Linked DNA regions of Homo sapiens: regions 1 and 3 are each linked to region 2. Evidence: chromatin contacts called from ENCODE Hi-C or POLR2A ChIA-PET data. All regions are on one chromosome and are shown on one strand. Each heading gives the region's core, a stretch centred on a gene start or an enhancer-like site at or near the end of the contact. The rest is flanking DNA. Distances are from core to core; before and after follow the strand shown. Region 1 holds the start of FGF7 (fibroblast growth factor 7). Region 2 overlaps ATP8B4 (ATPase phospholipid transporting 8B4 (putative)). Region 3 overlaps FAM227B (family with sequence similarity 227 member B).

Region 1 (3,813 bases), core at 250-2,749, 630 kb after region 2:
GGGGCATAGTTCAACATAGTTCAATTTAGAGAAATTAGGTGACATTTTATTTAATTTTTTTTCCAAGAAGCAAAAGGAAGATGAGAAAACATATCACCTGAAAATTGATCCATTAACAGATTGCTAAGGTTCATGAGCAGTACTTAAAATTACTTACTGTAATTATTCTTCATCTCTTGGGTCCCTTTTACTTTGCCTCTTTTATCGATCCTCAGGTACCACTGTGTTCGACAGAAGAGTCTTCTCACTCTTATATCCCCTCCTTCCATGTAATCATAACTTCTTGTGTGTCGCTCAGGGCTGGAACAGTTCACATTTGTAGCCATTTGCTCTGGAGTCATGTCATTGCAAGCTAAAGATATAGTACCCACTAGACAGATAATGTGAAAGCATGATCTGTAGAGCAAAGTTGGCAGGATCCATGTCAGTATCCATTTGTGCATTATAGTGTAGTGCTCCGGGTGTTCATGAATAACATAATGAAAATGAATCTTGAGTTGATTGTTACTCCTAGGTCATTGACCTCTTCCTATCTGTGAATTGTAGATTGATTTAAGAAAGAGTAGTTGCTCTTTCCAAATTGTTAGCCTTATCCTTTTAGTTCCTGATAACAACACAGGATTCCTCCTTAAATAACTCTGTTGATAAATCCTCATAAAAACAGTTCGTAGTAAGTTCAGTTGCTGTGACGCTGTTTGCTATTTGACTTCTGTTTGCAATGAGAGATTAAGAATAGGGAGGGGAGGAGAGAGGAAGATAAAAAATTGTATGTGTAAATTTTAGTGGGTAAGTAGTAGCATTAGAATACAGTATAGGTTATTCTTTGAAGATACATTTAAAACAGCCTTCACAGAGGATGTCAAAATCTTTACCACTTTATGTGTAGATTTATAAAATTTATGCATGAGTAGAGACAAAACAGAATATGACTGTACCATTCATTCCAATTGCTATTTTGTGAGAACCATACTGCACTCAGAACTATTGATTTAAATTAAGTTTTTACAATTACTGCTAACAAAGTGTAACTGCTTTCTCCCTAGACTTCTTTATTATATGCTTTTACATTTGTGGTTAATCAATTATTTTCTCCTGAACTGCCCAGGTTTTTTAAGTTAAATGTCAGGATTGCTCTGGAGAACTTCAACCTTATCTTTATGTTCTACAGCATAATTACTATAGTTACATGGCTCAAAAATCTTGTAACTTTACTTTCCTGCTCAGTACTAAAATCAGAAAAAGAGATAAACTTTTAGAAAACATTCAGCATTGTTTTAAAAGACAAATAACAGTAACTTACTTGTTTTGTTGCTAACAGCTGGATATATAAGAATTCCATGTCTGTTGTCTGCCTGGTGCAACTTGAGCCTTTCTACTGTAGCTACAAACTATTTCTCAGCTGAAAAGTTCTCCAGCAGAATCATAATTGTTTCCATAAATCAACAGGCAGAAGGATTTTCTCTCTGTGTGTGAGCGCGTGTGTGCTTGTGTGTGTGTGTGAGCCTTTTATTCAGGGCTTTTCGATAAATACCTTTGCTGACCTCATTGGAAGCAATTAAAACTTAGCCAGTGAGCTGTTAGTTGAATACAACAGCGAGAATAAAAGGAGGCTTGTATAGTATTCAATGGTCATGAGAGGGAGCTATGAACATGTTTTATGCTTAAATCTACAAGTGGGTACCTACTTTGTAGAAACAGATCTCTGGTTCTGAAGCAGTTAGAAGGGGAAAGGGAATTTTTTAAACCTTCTTTGCAATATAGCAGTTGTATTATACTTGGAAAATTATTCATTTGAACATATATATAGGGTTTTTTAATACTTAGAAAATCTTTTCCATAGCTTTATGATACATGCATTTCTTCAATTACTTCTTTGTGCTCAGAATGTTAGAACAAAACTGGTATGTGTTAACTAACATATGAGTGCCTTAAAGCACTGTGTAGATAAGTTGAATATTATCACATCATACAGAGACAATTCATTGAATATGAATATAAGTACAATTTTTATGTATTATATTCCTAGGCTGAAAGTGAGAAGATCTAGATTCTTATTTGTGTTGGACCACTAATGACCAGTATGACTTCGGGCAAGTTACCTGCTGTTCCAGAGTCTCAGCTGCTACATTTGTAAAATTGGTGTATTGGTCTAATGCCTCTATGGTGCTTTACAATTCTGTGATCTGTGACTTATACTCACTACTAATATAAGGAACAGGGCACCTACTTTTAAAAGCTGTTATTCTTTAAAAAGGAGGAAATGGTTTCACATTGATTATCAGTGTTTGATTTTTGCCTCAATAAGAATATTGGAACAATAAATGTTAATTTAGAGATGGAATTATAATATGTATTGCTAAGGTAAATAAGTGAAAGCTATTTTACTTTCCAGCATGAGTTCTCTCCTTTACTTCCTGTTCTGTTATACATGAAGTAGTGCTCAAGTGTTGTATTAGATTCTTGGTGTAGAATAATTGTGTTGTCTATCTAAATCAGTATTAAGAAAGTATATTAAAATTATCTTTTTCATGTTATATACTCCTCAAAACACACACGCGTGCACGCGCGCGCGCGCGCACACACACACACACACACTCTCTCTCTCTCTCTCTCTCTCTCTATGTGAAATGCACTACTTTACCACCAGGTGGTGCATGTAGACCAAATAGGAAAAGGAAATTAAATCTACTCAACTGGATTATAGTTTATGTGATTTCTCTTTGTATCTGTCCCTTTAGGGAACAGAATGAAGAGCACAGAATAGTTCAGATGTACCCAGTTACTCTTCATATGCCAAATGTTGAATGTTCCACATTTATTAAAGCAGAGGGGGACAGACTCTTTGATCATTGCATCTGTTGAAAGCTAGAAAGCTGAAAACATCCTATCATGTATTCTCTAAAAGGAGGAAGAGAAGGAGGAAAGAAAATATAATGTTATTGTGTTCTGAATCACACTCCGCTAGTTTGGGAGGTAACAATAATGAGCAGGCTCAGAATTCCTAGGACTTAGATATTGCTTCTAAAGAAATAAAAGTTATCAATAGTAAGTTTACAGTGTAAAGATATTCAAGAGCTACTAAATCCATTTGTTCCATACTGAACCTACAGTTTTTAAACCAAGAAATCAGTAAGTGAGAAGTCCACATTTGCTAACTAAGTGCTAAATACTTAAATGAAAGAAATGGATAGTTTGTTAGCAAAGAGTGCTTAGTGCCTCCTTAATATCTGCTACATAGGATTAACTGTAAAATGGGAAACAAAAGAATAAAATTGTGATCTATGAAAGTGCATTAGATGCTATTACACTCTGTAATTTGGAAATATGATCCAAGTAATATTAATGAACAGATTAATATCAACAAGGGAACTGTATCAATGGTTTAAATTCTTTGATTATCATTTTTATTGGAGAATTATTAATTCAGGATGGGCCCACAATTCATTAGGACCACAGCTATAATGGAGAACCAAACTTAGATTTCACTGTGCCCTTATTATGCTTATGCTTCTAAATGAATTCTCCAGGAACTAAGAATAACTTTAGGCAACTGTAGATGGGGTAACCCTCTGGATGTTTTAAGTTATACATTGGCAACCGTTTGTTGCTCTTGTTTTAATAGACCTATAGTGATAGATTAAGCACAGGAATACTTTGAACTATTGTCTTTTTTTTGTTATTTGTAGATTGAATTTTCTTTTTTAACACACCATTGCTGGCTTCAAAGAATTAACTGGCCCAGCATGGTGGCTCACGCCTGTAATCCCAGCACTTTGGGAGGCCGAGGCGGATGGATCACAAAGTCAGGAGATC
Region 2 (4,334 bases), core at 132-2,631:
ATACTGCATTAACCTGGAAAATCAAGCAAGAAGGCTTCCTGAGGGAGTCTTGGCAGGCAAGGTGCTCTTGCTCTATTGTTCATTGTTTTTGTCATAGTATTTGATGATCACCTCCTGAAATTGTGTCATCAGTTTACAAGTTTATTGTCTGCTTGTTCCTGCCTCTCTCTCCACAACTAACATACAAACTTACTCGATGATGGGAGGGTCTTTGCTTACTCATGTCTGTAGCCCTGGCTCAATAACATTATTGCCTGAAGCACAGAAGGACTTTAACAAAAATTAGTTGAATGAATGAATGAATGAATGTTGGGGGATATGTGCCCTCTGCTCTTTGCCTCCTCATACACGTTTTCTGCTCAAGTCTGGGAGCTGAGGCTCAGGAGAACGTTAAGATGATGGTGGTGGTGGTGGTGGTGATGATGAGTGTAGTCAGTATTGATTGACACACTCTGCAAAGCCTCTTCTGTGATTGAGGCTTCCTCAGCAGCGTTCGTAGAAGAGCACTGTCGTCTTTCCATTGCCCCTATCCTGGAAAGCTGTGGACTCTGCACCAGGCAACAGTCAGCTGATACTGAGGAACTACCAGGGGTTCTTCCTGGTATCAGTGAGGTACCAGATGTCTAATCTCCAGGTCCCATACATGCATTCTTTTGGGTTCTTTGCATGAACATGGGTAATTCACATATTTTCTGAGCGGTACAAATGCCTTTTGGCTACTTCCTCTTTTATGCCAGTAGTTTGTGGACACAATCCCTTTTTGTTTTTTATTTTATGGCTTAGAGATAATCTCTCCCTTATTAGTCAGGATTATTTCTGTCTCTGGAATCTGGATTGTACCATAAAAATACTGTATTTGCCTCCTTTTGTGGCAAGAAGGGCTAGATGTTTTCCCCCTCAAGCTCTGGAAGGTTACTTTTTATAGTTGTCATGATGTACAAATGTTTCATCAAATGTGGGATGATGATTTGATAGTGAGGAAACTGTGGTACTGATTGCAAAAGCTCCTGGGGCTTGTGGGATTCATAGACGTAGGCAGTGTCTCTGGACAACTGCTGAGCTCATTTGGGTTTAAGCCTTCTGGGATGCATTCTTTAAGACAAACATAGAGATACAAGTAAGCTATTATTTAAAAAGCAAACTGATCTTGCATATATTATGAATGTTCTTACCTGGTGTTTGGTTGGTTGAGAGTAAAAGAAAAACCAACTCAAATTGACTTAGTTTGAGTTGAATGGACAGATCATGTAGCTGAAAAGTCCAGAGATAGGGCTAGTCTCAGGAGAGGCTTGGTCTAGTTTCTTTCTCTGCATTTCTTGGCCCTGCATTTTTAGTGCGGAGTTTGTTCTTGGCAGCCTCCCCACTCATAGCCCCAAGTTGCTGTTAGTAATCTCTAGGGCTACTTGTTTCCAGATTGGAATGCAATAGAAAAGAGAAAGCTTACATTATCAGCAAATTTCAGAATTGACGTAGTTTATGTGCCAGTGTCTGAATTCAAAATTGTAATTAGGAGGGTGGGCCATGTACTTGCCTTAAGCTAATTTGACCCTGGAATTATGGATGGGAGATGAATCTATCCAGTTCGTGAAACTAAGGAATTTGGCACATTGTTTAGCTGATGGGGAGAGGAAATAGTCAAAGGAATATTACATGTGTCGTTAACAGGACTGAATTTAAAGTGCTGAGGTTGGTGTTTTTTTTTTTTTGTTTTTTTTTTTTTTTTTTTTTTTTTTGAGGCGGAGTCTCCCTCTGTCGCCCAGGCTGGAGTGCAGTGGCACGATCTCGGCTCACTGCAAGCTCAGCCTCCTGGGTTCATGCTATTCTCCTGCCTCAGCCTCCCAAGTAGCTGGGACTACAGGCACCTGCCACCACACACGGCCAATTTTTTTGTATTTTTAGTAGAGATGGGGTTTCACCATGTTAGCCAGGCTGATCTCGATCTCCTGACCTTGTGATCCGCCTGCCTCAGCCTCCCAAAGTGCTGGGATTACCGGCGTGAGCCACCGTGCCCAGCCAGTTGGTTTTTGATATATTTGCTAGTAGATATGTCTCTTACTCTCAAAATACTAGGTTAGCGTCCATTACTGGTTGCAATAGCCATTAGTGATATCCATTAATGTTTCTAGCTTTCTGTCTTTTGGACCCATGGTGACTCTTTTGGCCAGTAAGTTGTGAGCATTTGGGTTGAAGCATTACATTTGAGAGTGAGACTGTTCAGAGCTTCTTTTTCCTCTGGTAATATACCTCGAAGCATTGGAGATGGTGGGTGCTCCGTTATGAGTATCTGATGAGGAGACTCATGTTGGGCAAGTAGCATGAACAAGAAACAAACTCTTACTGGGTTAAGCTGTGAAGATTTTGGAGTTATTACTGTAGCATAGCTGGTTATCCTGACTAGTACATTGCATTTCTTGATACAGTTGAATTATTTGGGATCACTCACAAAAATCCTATATTTGCATAATTCTTTCAATTTAGCAGAAATATTTTTACATCTATGCTCTCATTTCCATGATAGTCCTATAAATATATGAGAAATGTTATTAGTTCCATTTTGCCAGTGGAAAAATTGAGGCAATCTCCCAAATGCTCCAAATGTTTGCTAATATAGCAGAGTTTGTTATTTTCTATTTGCTTTGTTTACTTAAGCAATATACTTAATTTGCATGTATAATGAGGATCTCTAGAAAAAATAATACTTCCCATTTTATTAATATTTTATTTGGTAGCCCATCTCTGAAAAATTTGTCATTTTTACTCCATTTTCTTTACTTTATTCCCCACCTTCACCCCACCCCCCCACCAAGTAGTAAATGCTGGAAATATAAAGGACTTTGGCCACTGTGCTTCTGTTGAAAGCTAAAGTAAGGGAGTGGTTATGTCTACTATTTGTCTGCATTGAGCTTTGTTAGGGGCCAAGAGAATCATTCTTGAGGGGAACTGAAAGAGAATCCAAGGAAACTGTAAGCATACATCAGGCAGTAGAACGAGGGCTCTGCCTGAAGGGCTTGACTAGAGAGGAGAAGGTAAATAAACTGAATTTCCTTTGGTAAGAAAGTGGCAGCAGGCTTGAAATGCAGACTGGAAGAGAGAGCAAGGGCAGATTACTCTGAAAGCAGAAGAGATAACTGCTTTGCAATGAATTGGGGCAGCACAGTGGTGAAGAGGGTGGGCTCTGGAGCAGAATGTCTATTGCTAGATCCAAATCCTGGCTCTTACAATCACCACTTACAAGCTGTGTCAACTCGTGTAAGTTAGTAAGTTACTTAATCTCTCTGAACCTTGGATTTCCCTTCTACAGAAAGGAAATAATAGTACCTATTTCATAAGAATGTTGTGGGATAAGATGAGCTGTAAAATGTAAAACTCTTAGTACACATAGTAAGAGCTTGATAAATGTCAGTAATTATTACCATTCATGGTCGTTCCTTCTGTCCCCACCCTGATCCAAGCTGTGCATCATCTTTCACCTGGACTAATGCAAAGACCTCCTCATCGCTCTTTTCATATCTATTCTTGTGTTACCACTGATTTGTTTTCCACCTAGCTAGGGTGATATTTTAAAATAAAAATCTCAAGTTACTTCTTTGCTTAAGATGTTTCAGTAATTCCCCCTTCACTTAGGATTTTAGTCTTTATTAGTCTTTATAATAAAGACTCTTTTGGTCTTGATAATAAGGACGACTAAAATTCTTAGTATGTATTCTGAGGAACTACTCCATCTAGTCTGTGCTGATCTCTGCAGTCCAGCCTCATAGGCCCTCTTCTAGATCCCCAAGTGTGCCACCTTTTGCCTACCTAAGGGCCTTTGCGTTAAAATATTTTAGAGAAGCAATGACATTGCCTTCCAGGTGGAGGGTTCTCTACTGGTGTGACACTCTCTCCCAACTCCATTACTACTCTGCCACATGTGAGATGAAGTCATTGACCCGATGGGCCAATCTTGGAGGAATAATGGGCCTCAGCTCATCTTTGCCCTTCTCCCTCTTGGAAGCACATTTTCCACAGGGAACATGTGCTTCCTCACATTCATTTACGGGGAGGCACTTTCCCACTATGTGGGACCCTGCCCTGGTCTGGCATCACCTGTGACTGTGAGCCCAAGCCTACCTCATCATGGAATCTGTTAACCATTCCTCCTCACTAACAAGCTAATGCCGTGGCCTCTAGTTTGGCTTTTATCAGCACCAAAGAGGCTCCGTGGAGTCTACTCCTTTTCTTCTGGATTGGGATGTTTGTAGTCATTCATGGTGGGAAAGTACTTCTGAGAGGATAGTGGTGAAGATCTTTCTGTGCCTTATTATGGAATGAACTGTACTCAGATTGGACTGTAG
Region 3 (4,154 bases), core at 96-2,595, 580 kb after region 2:
ACTGTGAGTAAATCTGTCTCATCTTTCTAAATTCCTGGCATTCATATTTGATATGTTTGTGGAGGCACTCAAACCATTCTTTTCTAAATTGAAAAAATACAAAAATGTTTTTAAAAAATATTCAGTTGAAAAAAGATTACAGTATGCCTTTAGTTAAATTAATCCCCCAAGTACCTTTGGAAACATGAGTGGTCCACATACAATTGCTTAAGAAATGGTGAGTTTTAATTCAGCCACTTTAATTCTGTTTATAATTTGGCATGGAATAAATCACAAATAACTGATACATGAGTATATTAAAATGTATGGTACCCAAAAAATTAGATACTCCTTTCTCTTATTTGTCATTAGCAAATTTGGGAAATGTCTTCATCTGTAATGTCATGTAACTTTTCCATCTACTATTTATCATTACATCTGTGCTTTTTTTCTACCCATTTGAAGTTACACGTTTTGATTCTAGCCCTTTTCTTATGAGGCATAATAAGCTTTCTATTCTCTTCTTGTCATATCTTTGCCCCTTAAGTCTTCAAGCTTATGACAGTATAATGTCATTCATTGTGATGTTCATTCCTTCAATCATATGTACGCATTTTTCTCCCCAACTTTCTGAGCAAAGACTTTTAATTGTTCCCAACTTTTATTCTCTCCTTTTTCCATAGCAATAGAATTTTTAGCTGACTGCACAAAATAAACTTTCCATTTCCCAGTCTTTTTTGCAGCTTAATGTGGCCATGTGACCAAGTTTTAGCTGATGCGATTTAACTGAAGTGTCCTATGGCAACTTCCAAAAGTCTTCCATAAAAGGTACCCAGCAGAAGCCCTTTATGCTCACTTTTAATCACTTTATTCCACCTTCCTGCTGGAATTTGGATTCTACCTTGGGTTATGAGAACAAAGAGATTATGGAACGGTGAGCTAAATGGACTTGGAAACTTCCAGATGTTTTTGTGGAGCAGAGTTGTCACTCCTCCAGATGTTTATTGCATGGAGAAATAAACAATTTTTTAAGCCAAACTGAATCTTAACTAATGCACCCCAATTTCACTTTACTTCAAATGCGTTCTTCATAAAATGTACATAAAACTCCAGGAGCCTATTTTTTCAGTTATTCTAAGCTAACAGCCAGAAAGACAAGTCTTATTTTCAACACTGTTGTTAATGGCCAGGTGTTTACTTTCACAGCTTTTTTTTTTTTTTCACTTCTAAAGTCATGAGATAAAACTAGAAGAAAAAATGAAAACAACACCTGTGCTGTCATGTCTTTCACTTTCTTATCCAGAACTTCACTGTCACGAGGGATTCCAAGTTTCTTCCGGTGCTGTCATTTATTCCTGCATGTGTCAGCATTTAGTTAGCTTGATACGTCTTTTCTGGCTGCCCTTTAGATCTTGATACACGTGTCAGGAAGACCACAGCTCCCCACTCAGCAAACTGTCAAACCTGTGTTCAGCTGCTTCCTAGCCAAGAAATTACCTAATGTCAGCTAGCTTTTCTGGATGCTCATTATTGTTACATAAAGCATGAGATGCTGTTGTCACTCTCAAAAAGACCAGATTCGCCATTCTTGATTAGAAAATCATAACTTTCCATTTTTGAATAAAACAAGTCATTGATTACTTAACTATGTTCAGTACTCTACATATCTGTCATCTTTCTTCTGTATATAAATTCATTACATTTGCCATATTATTATTATTATTATTATTATTATTATTATTATTATTATTATTATTTTGAGATAGAGTCTCACTCTGTAGCTCAGGCTATAGTGCAGTGGCGCCATCTAGGTGCACTACAACCTCCGCCTCTCAGGTTCAAGCAATTCTCCTCCTTCAGCCTCCTGAGTAGCTGTAATTACAGGTTGTGCCACCACACCAGCTAATTTTTGTATTTTTAGTAGAGGAGGGGTTTTGCCATGTTAGCCAGGCTAGTCTCGAACTCCTGACCTAGGTGATCCACCCACCTCGGCCTCCCAAAGTGCTGGGATTACAGGCACGAGTCACTGTATCCGGCCTCACATTTGCCATATTCTTAATGATGGTTTGGATTCCCTAGCCTCTTTAGAATTTTTCTTCTTGGCTTCCTTTCTGAATTAGTTTTTCTACTCCCTTTAAAAGTACTTATCTTTTCTAATAAGCTGTAGCATAGAAAAGAGTATCAACAAGACTTTTCACTTTCACATCTACTCAAGAAAAACAGTTTATATTATACATGAATTGGTAACCATCTCAGGCACAAGATGTGGAACAAACACAACAAATATGTTCCAGGTGGGCTGCAGTAGTTCCCTTGGTGTCCTTACATCCTGGAATTTCTCCCAGCAAGCTGTTTGAGTTCTTGGATGTATTTCTTTTCATTCTTTCTAGATGACACCCTTGTCACTGCATTTCTACTTCATTGATCTTCTAGAAAGTGATACATAATACTGGAATGTACCACCTTAATGTCAAACTTCAGCAAATATGATAGATCACAAATACTCATTTATACTTAACAGCAATGATCCAAATTATTTCTATCACATTTACACATTCCTCTTGCTATGCCCATTTTTTCAACTTCCAGGCCCAATGGATGTTGAGGCTAAAGCAAAAGAAGTTAGAGAAGTCAAATATCATTTCAAACACAGGTCATTTTGAGAATTAAGGTATCATAAAAGTTAAGGGGATGCTATTTTTACTAGGTGGGAGTGATAATGTGTTGGAGTTTTTATGAAGATATTAAGTTTGAAGTGATAGTGGTTTTGTATATACTTGTCCTAAATTTGGCATAAGAAAATCACTTTGTGATCTAGATCCACAGTGAAATTGTAGCTGTACTAGATATGTAGGATCAACAGAATTGCTTATTGGTAATAAAAAAGAAATTTGCTCAGCACCAAAAAATTTCATATCTGACTTTTTAAAATATAGTGATAATGATAGTGTTTTAATTTTAAAAATATTTAATATGTACTCAGTGTTCCCAGTGTTAAAGAATTATAAGGTGCCACTTAAAGTATTCTCACATGTGGTTTTTCTATCCCTGTCTTCCTCTTTAATTTACAATCTACAGTAACATTTTAGAATTCCATCATTTTCCACGCTTTGATCATAATACCGTGGTCTTCAAAAGATGGAGCAACATTAGAATGTCCCATTTTGATTATGGTTGTATGCAGGGCTTAAATTTTACCAGAGAATTAAGAAATATGTTAAAGCATAGCTACCATTTCTATTTAATGCCATCCTCTAATGAAAAGATGGAATCATTAAACTCTTAATTGTACTGTGAAGGTGAGAATTCTTTGGTTTGATGTGGATTTACATTTTCTCCATTCTCTTTATCACCATTTCTCATTTTGAGTTTGCTTATCATTATGACTTCTTAGAGTCGTAAAAAATTGAAAGATAATGACAATATGTTTCAGCCAGTAGCTTCTCAATCTCATTACTGCTATTATCAATCACTTTTAAAGGCATAACTTAGTTGTAACCAGTGTCTTGATAATGAAGATTATTTCATTCTCTGACAACTGCTAATTAGTTCTTGCAAATGAAGTTCCTTGGCTACTTTTTGTCTGCCTTATAGTAAAATCAAGGAATTTAAGTAAATACTTTATTGAATTATTTCAATTCAATACTTTATTGAAGCAACACCTAATAATTTAATTCATAAGCCACTGTTTTGGCCTTGACTACAGAAATAAATTTTTCTTGTTCTGACTCTAAGAAAGGGAGTAAAAATTGTGCCATGAAAAGCCAAGTGATTTGTTGGTCTGAGATTTCAGAATGAAGTAAAGATAGTGCTTATAAATCACATATAATGTATTAAAATTAAATATAATTGTAATGCTCCATATCCTTCAAGTAGAAATAGAATTAAATTTAATTTAATTTTAAGAGTATCCCTGGAATAAACAGCAGTTTTCTGTATAGACAGTATTCGATAAGTGGTATAATTATCTCTAACCAAGAAATGTTTCTCTAAAAGAAAATATGTTTGAAAACAGAGTAATATAATTTTATATCAACTGTTATAGACAAATGTCTTATAAGAAAATAAATGACTCAAGTACCATTTTACATTTATTTCATTCAGTCTTACATTTATTTTACAGATGTTTTATGAGTCATTTATTTTCTTGTAAACAACTTGTATAAGTTACCTCC

Evidence for each region. A loop is a pair of places that touch in the nucleus more often than their neighbours do. ChIA-PET counts read pairs that join two places held with the same protein, here RNA polymerase II (POLR2A). Pooled maps may share reads with other maps.
Region 1: a map of IMR-90 shows a loop between it and region 2 (4-fold over the local background). The contact joins the promoter of FGF7 here to the enhancer-like site in region 2. A Hi-C loop is called at or near these places in 10 of 168 maps with a recorded cell type or tissue (IMR-90, MCF 10A, PC-3 and 6 more), 2 of 37 single-sample maps with no recorded cell type and 25 of 50 pooled maps. POLR2A ChIA-PET finds 5 or more read pairs at or near these places in 2 of 52 experiments (AG04450 and BJ).
Region 3: a map of mammary epithelial cell shows a loop between it and region 2 (6-fold over the local background). The contact joins two enhancer-like sites. A Hi-C loop is called at or near these places in 1 of 168 maps with a recorded cell type or tissue (mammary epithelial cell), 1 of 37 single-sample maps with no recorded cell type and 8 of 50 pooled maps.

What each region holds. Positions count from the first base shown.
Region 1 is chr15:49,420,928-49,424,740 of GRCh38, reverse strand. FGF7 (fibroblast growth factor 7) reads right to left here and starts at 1,499. Exons shown (of 4, transcript NM_002009.4): 1 at 1,301-1,499; 2 at 158-709. The coding sequence starts at 443. All of the region lies in intron 11 of FAM227B (family with sequence similarity 227 member B), which reads left to right.
Region 2 is chr15:50,052,183-50,056,516 of GRCh38, reverse strand. The region is part of intron 3 of ATP8B4 (ATPase phospholipid transporting 8B4 (putative)); the gene reads left to right. Among named protein-coding and RNA genes, the nearest start is that of ATP8B4, 65 kb to the left of the region's middle. Within about 2 kb of position 1,381, at least 12 of the 41 ENCODE cell types and tissues checked have a DNase peak (open chromatin) inside an H3K27ac peak, as active enhancers do; they include IMR-90 and sigmoid colon, where a contact is called at or near this core.
Region 3 is chr15:49,469,067-49,473,220 of GRCh38, reverse strand. The region is part of intron 11 of FAM227B (family with sequence similarity 227 member B); the gene reads left to right. All of the region lies in intron 2 of FGF7 (fibroblast growth factor 7), which reads right to left. Among named protein-coding and RNA genes, the nearest start is that of FGF7, 48 kb to the right of the region's middle. RefSeq lists an enhancer at 1,113-1,162. Within about 2 kb of position 1,345, at least 2 of the 41 ENCODE cell types and tissues checked have a DNase peak (open chromatin) inside an H3K27ac peak, as active enhancers do.